3 separate regions of the Homo sapiens genome follow, and regions 1 and 3 are each linked to region 2. A link is an interaction called in ENCODE POLR2A ChIA-PET data of the cell type or tissue named here. Cell type or tissue: B cell. All regions are shown on one strand.

Region 1 (2,500 bases), 180 kb after region 2:
AGTGCTGGGTTGATACGATGCTGGGTTGAGAAAAGGGGAGTAGAGAATCAAAGGGGAGGAAGGGAGAAAAGTAACTGATTTTTGCTGTTCAATGTATCACATCACTTTTTTTATTTTTTGAGGGGGAGTCTCGCTCTGTTGCCCAGGCTGGAGCACAATGGCATGATCTTGGCTCACTGCAACCTTGGCCTCCTGGGTTCAAGCGATTCTCTTGTCTCAGCCTCCCAAGTAGCTGAGATTACAGGCACCCACCAACACGCCCAGCTAATTTTTATATTTTTCTTAGAGATGGGGTTTCACCATGTTTGGTCAGGCTGGTCTCAAACTCCTGACCTCAGGTGATCCACCCACCTTGGCCTCCCAAAGTGCTGGGATTACAGGCGTGAGCCACCGCACCCAGCCACACATCGCTTTTTAAATCTCTTAATCTTTTTTCTTTTTTTTGTTTTTGAGACGGAGTCTTGCTCCGTCACCCAGGTTGGAGTGCCGGGGCTTGATCTCGGCTCACTGCAACCTCCGCCACCTGGGTTCAAGCGATTCTCCTGCCTCAGCCTCCCGAGTAGCTGGGACTACAGGTATGTGCCACCACACCTGGCTAATTTTTTGTGTTTTTGGTAGAGATAGGGTTTCACAGGGTTAGTCAGGATGGTCTCGATCTCCTGACCTCGTGATCCGCCCACCTCGGCCTCCCAAAGTGCTTGGATTACAGGCTTGAGCCACTGTGCCCAGCCTAAATCTCTAATCTTTTACACCCTCCCTGGCTTTTCCCAGTTCTCGTTGTGATTCTGTTTGGAAAATCTAATTCTGATTCATCCTGGTAGCCCATCTAATTTCTGAAGAGCTCTAGAAGCAGAAGCCCAGGCTTTTCTGATTTGTCAAGTTGATAATCTTTTTTGGTGTGATAGAAATGTTAAGAATTTCCAAAATTGGATTCTGACTAAAACTAAACCTGTGAATGTGTCAAATCTTGAATGAAGAGATCCGGATTTGACTCTGCCATCTCTGAAGTTGTCCCAGAGAGACTCAGAAAAGCCACCTTATTCACAACCATTCCGAAATGACACCAGATAATAGGAAGTATGCGTAGCCTCTGGAGAAGCTTTGGATGTCTGATTATTTACCCAAATCATAGCACAATGGTACTAGTGTAGTGTCTGCATGTAGCTGGGACTGCATAATACGGAGGGAAGAAAGCAAAAATGTTTTGGTCTGCATCTAGATGAATTTTGTCTACATCTGGATAGATTTTGTCTACATCATTTTGGTGTACATTTGGCCTGTAGTGGATTGGTCTACATCAGAATGGGTTTTCTTGGAATTTGGCCTCTGCCCAGCTAGAATGAGGTTTAAGAGTTGCAGTGCTGGGGTGGTAGGGTAGGTAGGTGAATTGGAGGAGGTGGCTGTGTTTCCCCTTGGTCTCCTGAGCAGTTCGGGGGCTGTCATAGTTTTCAAGTTCAATACTTGGTTGAGCTAGTAATATTTATTGCAGAATTATAATTTCTAGCTTAGTGTGTGAACATAAAACAGTTTCTACCCTAAGGAGTTTTTTTTTTAGATAGGGAGACAAAGTATTCTCTCAAGTATCATTCAGACAGAATTCAGGACACAGAAAGTTCACAGGTGTGGGAGGATGCCTGATAAGCAGTCAGTTTTGTGGGGTCATTCTCAGAAGACTCCTGGGAGATAAGCTTGGATATTTATTTTCTTTAGTCTGAGCTAGATTTGGTTACCATAGCTTTCTTTCCAACCTTTTAGGGAAGCCATCTCAGCTTTACTTCTCTTTCCCTACGGAGAAGTAACACATTCATTGGTACTGAAATTGTTTCTTTCTATTTTCCTTTTCAGCACAGACCAAGACTGAGAATTATTATTATTATATTTTGGTATTTAGATTTGTATTAGAATCTGTAGTAAACATTTAACTGGATAAGTGCAGTTAAGCGAACTGGATTTACTGGTTCAAAGCATATGTAGAGTTTATTTATTTATTTATTTTTGTTTTTGATGGGAGGCATGGAAGGAAGGCCTAAGTGAGGTTTGATTTATTGGCTCATAGCAAAGCTTCTCACCACCATGAAGATGTAGACTGAACTGATGTTTCCCAGGGAAACCAAATCCCCATATGGAGCAATTACCCCCTCTTCCACGAAGGTTTCTCAGACTGACCTGAGGTGCAGGGAAGATACTCCCTAATCTTGCCAACACTGGAAAATGAAGCCCTTCCCACTCATATCTTCTGTCAACTATGATGTCATCTGGGATCTTGGCATGCCCTTGCCTCTGATATAAACACTTTTCTGTGTATTTCTGATTGAGGATTATACGTTTCAGTCCATGGTTTACATATCTTTTACTTATTTTGAGGAGTGGGGAAGTAGCCACAAAATCTCTTAAATGTAAGCTCCCAAAGAGGGGAATTCTTTATTTGCCACCATTTGTCTTGCATTGTGTGTGAGTGTGTGGTGATTTGGTGGTCGTTGTGGTGGTAATAATTTAGGGA
Region 2 (2,500 bases):
CTTCTGTTCATGCGGTGGAGGAAGAAATTGCTTCCCAGAAAGGCTTAGCCCACTCCATTCTACTAGATAAAGGAAAAACAAAAAGCCACTCCACTCTGACAAGCCGATTACTGTCTATGGAGAAGCAAAATGCCTCCCTTAGGACTATGGGAATAGCCAACAAGGTACAGTATGTTCAAACCTTTAACCATGACTCTGCCAAGAGCAGCTATGTATGTGAATACAATCTCCTCATCTGGGCAGTCAAATATGCATAACTGAAAGTACAAACCTCCATAAGGTCCTGTCTAGTTATAGTTTCAAATGCACAGAAAGTGAAAGAAGGCTGAAATAAAGTCTCCCCTATCCACTATTGCAATTATCTAGGTAAAGCCTAGAAGGAAAGAACAGGAAAGACTGAAGAGGGAAAGTTAAAGTGTTGAATATAATATGATATTTTATAAAACATACACAGACATCTAGACCCCTGAAATTTTTAGACTACTTTTATTGTTCCCTCACAATACGTACAACCTAAGGAGACTACAGTCTCCGTTAGTCCTAAAAAATACCTGAAACTGAAGTAAAATGACAAATGTCTGAAGTTATGAACATAATGTAATTTAAAAAATTAATGTGCATAGATTGCCACCATGTAAAAAAAAAAAAAGATGTTCACTGAAGTGACAGATGTCTATAATACTATTTACCCATTCTAGTATTATACAAACTCCAGGTATGTACTACAACTGAGATCTTTAAAACTATCTGAACACCTCTTTTCACTTGATTCAAATAACTATGCCAATGTAAGATTTGTTATTGTCAGTGAGCTTGAGAACAGAGACATAAAATGGAGGTAATCAAAGCTTAGCATTAAAATGTAGTCTTCATCCATCCTATTAAACTGTCACTGTCTCTCTGATAACTTCTCAGGAGCCAAGCTTTTAGCTCAGTTCTACAGGCTGCTGCCCTGAACCACTTTTTCTTTGCATTTACTTTTTTATAGGAACTCCTGTCATCACTCTCTCACACACACACAAATACACACACACACGCACACACGTGCACGCTCACACACAACTAACTGGTCTATCAGAGGCACCCAGCAAAATAAACAAATGAGATCTTTGGATATCACGAGTGATCATTTTGGTCAGTTACAACCTTACCCAGTGAGGCAGTCTCAGTTCTGAAGCCAAGAACTTGACTTCGTGGTAAGAGGTGGAAAAGACAAGACTCTAGTCAGGTATTTCCTGCAGCTGAATGCACAGTTAATTTCACATGGTTCACAGATATACAATGAATCATCAGAATCAAGAAGGAAAATGTGCTGGGCACGGTGGCTCACGCCTCTAATCCCAACACTTTGGGAGGCTGAGGAGGGCGGATCACTTGAAGTCAAGAGTTTGAGACCAGCCTGGCCAACATGGTGAAAACCCATCTCTACTGAAAATACAAAAATTAGCTGGGCTTGGTGGTGCACATCTGTAGTCCCAGCTACTTGGGAGGCTGAGGCAGGAGAATCACTTGAACCTGGGAAGTGGAGGCTGCAGTTAGCCGAGTTTGTGCCACTATAGTCCAGCCTGGGTGACAGAGCGAAATTCCGCATCAAAAAAAAAAAAAAAAAGAAGGAAAACGTGACGCACGCCTGTAATCCCAGCACTTTGAGAGGCTGAGATGGGCGGATCACTTGGATCACTTGAGGTCAGGTGTTCAAGACCAGCTTGGCCAATATGGTGAAACCCCATCTCTACCAAAAAAATACTAAAACTAGCTGGTTCACACCTGTAGTCTCAGCTGTTTGGGAGGCTGAGGCACGACAATCGCCTGAACGTGGGAGGCAGAGGTTGCAGTGAGTGAGCTGAGATCGCACCACTGTACTCCAGTGCACTCCAGCCTGAGTGATAGAGCGATCAAAAAAAAAAAAAGGAAAATGGGAAAATGTATGTTTTAAGCAACTTTCCAGTTAAAGACATTCAGACAACATATACAAAGAATCCCTTTACTGTAAATATCAACTATTAGATTCTCTGGTCTCTTTTGATCCTCTATGTATACTTCTACATATATATATATATATATATATATTTTTTTTTTTTTTTCTTTTTGACACGAAGTCTTGCTCTGTCACCCAGGCTGGAGTGCAATGGCACGATCTAAGCTCACTGCAACCTCTGCCTCCCAGGTTCAAGCAATTCTCCTGCCTAAGCCTCCTCCTTAGTAGCTGGAATTATAGGCACCTGCCACCACCCCCAGCTAATTTTTGTAGTTTTAGTAGAGACAGGGTTTCACCATGTTGGCCAGGATGGTCTCGAACTCCTGACCTCAGGTGATTCGCTGGCCTCAGCCTCCCAATGTGCTGGGATTTCAGGCATGAGCCACTGCGCCCGGCCACTTCTACATATTTTTATCACTTAAATTATTTCATGTAAATATTTCCATGAATCTACATAGCCATATATTTTCACTTGTGATGATAAATGAAATTTCCATTGCATTAACACAGCACAGTTTCTAA
Region 3 (2,500 bases), 1.6 Mb before region 2:
ACTCTGTGGGAGCCCCTCCCCCATGCTAGGGCAGAAGGGGCTCCCAACAATTCCAGGGAAGGACAGAGGCCTCCACTCCAGGCTTCATGCATGGTCAGGGGAGGGACATGGCCCTGCTGATAGGGTTCTGGTCTGAGGTCCCCACAGAGCCCTGCAGAAGCAGCCAGTGCGCCTAGCAAGGGCAGGTTCCCATCATCAGGCTCGGGGGTGGGCAGTGGGGGTGGCAGCTGCACCACAAGAAAAGAATAGGTGGCCAGGCGTGGTGGTTCATGCCTGTAATCCCAGCACTTTGGAAGGCCGAGGCAGGTGGATCACCTGAGGTCAAGAGTTCAAGAACAACCTGGCCAACATGGCGAAACCCCGTTTCTTCTAAAAATACAAAAATTAGCCAGGCGTGGTGATGGATGCCTGTAATCCCAGCTATTTGGGAGGCTGAGGCAGGAGAATTGCGTGAACCTGGGAGGTGGAGATTGCAGTGAGCCGAGATAGCACCACTGCACTCCAGCCTGGGCAACAGAGCGAGACTCCGTCTCAAAAAATAAAAAAAAGAAAAGGATAGGTGACTTCTGTGTCCCTATGTGCTGGGCTAACACTTCCACATCCATTACCTTACTGAGACCTCACAGTACATCTGAAAGCTCTCTATTTGACAGATAAAGAGACTGAGAATTAGGTTAAGGCAGCATAGCTGGCGCCTGGCAAGGCCAGGATGCTCTCATGCCTGTTTGTCTCTATAGCTTAGGGTGGTGAGAAGGAAGTCTTCCTGGAGGAAGGGGTGTGAGGACAGGGTGGAAGAGATGGTGAGTAATGAGCTGAACTTCTCAGGCTAGGGGCCTCGCCTGTGGAAAAAGTGGTATTGGCATGGTGGGTATATGAGGTATATGAGAGGTAGGACCCGAAAGAGCAGGTCCAAGGTTTGCCAGGGAGCAGTAGGAGGAGGGGCCAGCCCAGAGAGTTCCCGGTTCCATGCATGCAGGTGCTGTGCTGGAGGGAGGGAGAGCATTCCCATCTAAGGGGAGCATAGGGGGGCTCTGGAGACTTGGTGGGGTCCACAAAACAGGGGAGGTGGGCTTGGAGAAGAGCTCTGCTAACACATGTGGGAAAACTTATTAGAAGGAGTGAACCTCTGGACCCTCCCATTTCCCCTGGAAACCAAACCAGAGACCTTGCGCTGAATGGCAGCAGGAGAAGAGGAAGGACAGCAGGAGGCCCCTTCTGCTGCCCAGCCCAAGCTCATGAGGCTGGGAAGTGAGGGAGGCTGTGGGATTCCCCAGCTCAGGAGAGACGTCAGGCTGGCTGGCTGGGAGGCTGCCTGGTCCTGCACCGACAGGTGGATGAAATGACCGTAAGTGGGGAGTGATGGGCTCAGAGAAGTGAGACAGAAAGGAAGCTGAGGGCTCTGGAGGGGCCACGGAAACCCAAGAGAGTTCCTCAAGAGAGTAAAACAGCCAGAGTGCAGCAGTGTGCTGACCCCTGGTGGGGAGCCGGGACCATACCAGGTGGAGAGGGGCACAGAGCAGGGCTCTCCCATCAGCCAACCATTGGGAGCAGCCTCCCTCCCTCCTTAGAGCCCACCTCTTCAGCCCTTCCTCAGCCTGCTGCACGCTTGTACAAAGTGGAGCCTCCCCTGAACCCCACAATCATTTATCTGAAGTGCTCAGACACCCTCCCACTGCTTCTGGTCCCAGGGCCTCTCCTCACTCCACCACCCAGATTGTGGGCTCCCAAGGGAGTGAACCCCATCTCATGCCAGCACTGATCGAAGGCAGGTACGTCTGAATGAATGAATGAACAGTTGAGTTCAGAACATCTAACTAAATGACTAAATGACTCCAACCAACAGACCTTCTCTGCACAGAACCCTGTGTGGTATGAAAGCTCATGGACTGGGGTTGATAGTGGAGAGGAAACATACTTTTCAACAGCAAGATGCAAGAGTGTTTTTATTATTTATTTATAATTTATTTTTATTTTTAGAGATGTGTCTTGCATGCAATCAATATGGGGACCTCCCAGGAGCAGGAGGCCACCAGGTTGCCTAAGACATATGAATTTTTGCTTTCAGGGACACCTCCTAAGCTTCAGTGATCCATCTTGGAGTTGGCCTTTGTGGGGAGAACATATAAATTTATGCAAAAAGTAAAAATGCAAATACTGCCTCTGGGTCTCTTTCCCAGCTGCTCCCCTACAGAGTCACTTAGCCTTTAGTGACTCACAGTTGATCTGGTCCACTCAGCAACCCACAGAGTGACAGCCCACCCAGGTCCCAGCATACATAGCATCTTCTTCTGGAGCCCCCCAAATCTCACTCTAATTGAGGGCTTGGCTGGAGCCACTCTCTCTGAGGAGTGTGGTCTCTGGGCAAATAAGGCAAGACCAGTGGCTGGCAGCTACAGCAGTCAGTAGGGTGGGGGACATTTAACAGCAGATAGGGCCATACTCCTACTCTTGCCATTCTTTTTACCCTTCCCCTCCCCCTTGCAATTCTTTTCTGTTTTTT

Evidence for each region. Peaks named below come from ENCODE experiments on the same cell type or tissue, not always from the same donor. Only the 100,000 strongest peaks of a DNase experiment are listed, where the experiment ranks them.
Region 1: POLR2A ChIA-PET joins it to region 2 with 6 read pairs; 2 of 35 experiments call an interaction of 5 or more read pairs at or near these places.
Region 3: POLR2A ChIA-PET joins it to region 2 with 5 read pairs; 1 of 35 experiments calls an interaction of 5 or more read pairs at or near these places.

Annotation. Positions count from the first base shown.
Region 1 is chr12:53,763,865-53,766,364 of GRCh38, forward strand. The region is part of intron 1 of LOC105378250 (a long non-coding RNA gene); the gene reads left to right. Among named protein-coding and RNA genes, the nearest start is that of CISTR, 13 kb to the left of the region's middle. In B cell, no CTCF peak of the experiment used is centred here; no DNase peak of the experiment used is centred here; H3K27me3 peaks cover 788 bases.
Region 2 is chr12:53,585,775-53,588,274 of GRCh38, forward strand. All of the region lies in intron 2 of ATF7-NPFF (ATF7-NPFF readthrough), which reads right to left. The region is part of intron 2 of ATF7 (activating transcription factor 7); the gene reads right to left. LOC124902937 (a long non-coding RNA gene) reads left to right here. Exons shown (of 3, transcript XR_007063316.1): 3 at 1-303. Among named protein-coding and RNA genes, the nearest start is that of ATF7, 39 kb to the right of the region's middle. In B cell, no CTCF peak of the experiment used is centred here; no DNase peak of the experiment used is centred here; H3K27ac peaks cover 247 bases.
Region 3 is chr12:52,019,456-52,021,955 of GRCh38, forward strand. The region is part of intron 1 of LOC124902934 (a long non-coding RNA gene); the gene reads left to right. Among named protein-coding and RNA genes, the nearest start is that of TAMALIN-AS1, 13 kb to the left of the region's middle. In B cell, CTCF peaks have their summits at 1,493 (motif pointing left) and 1,695; DNase peaks (open chromatin) are centred at 1,406 and 2,269.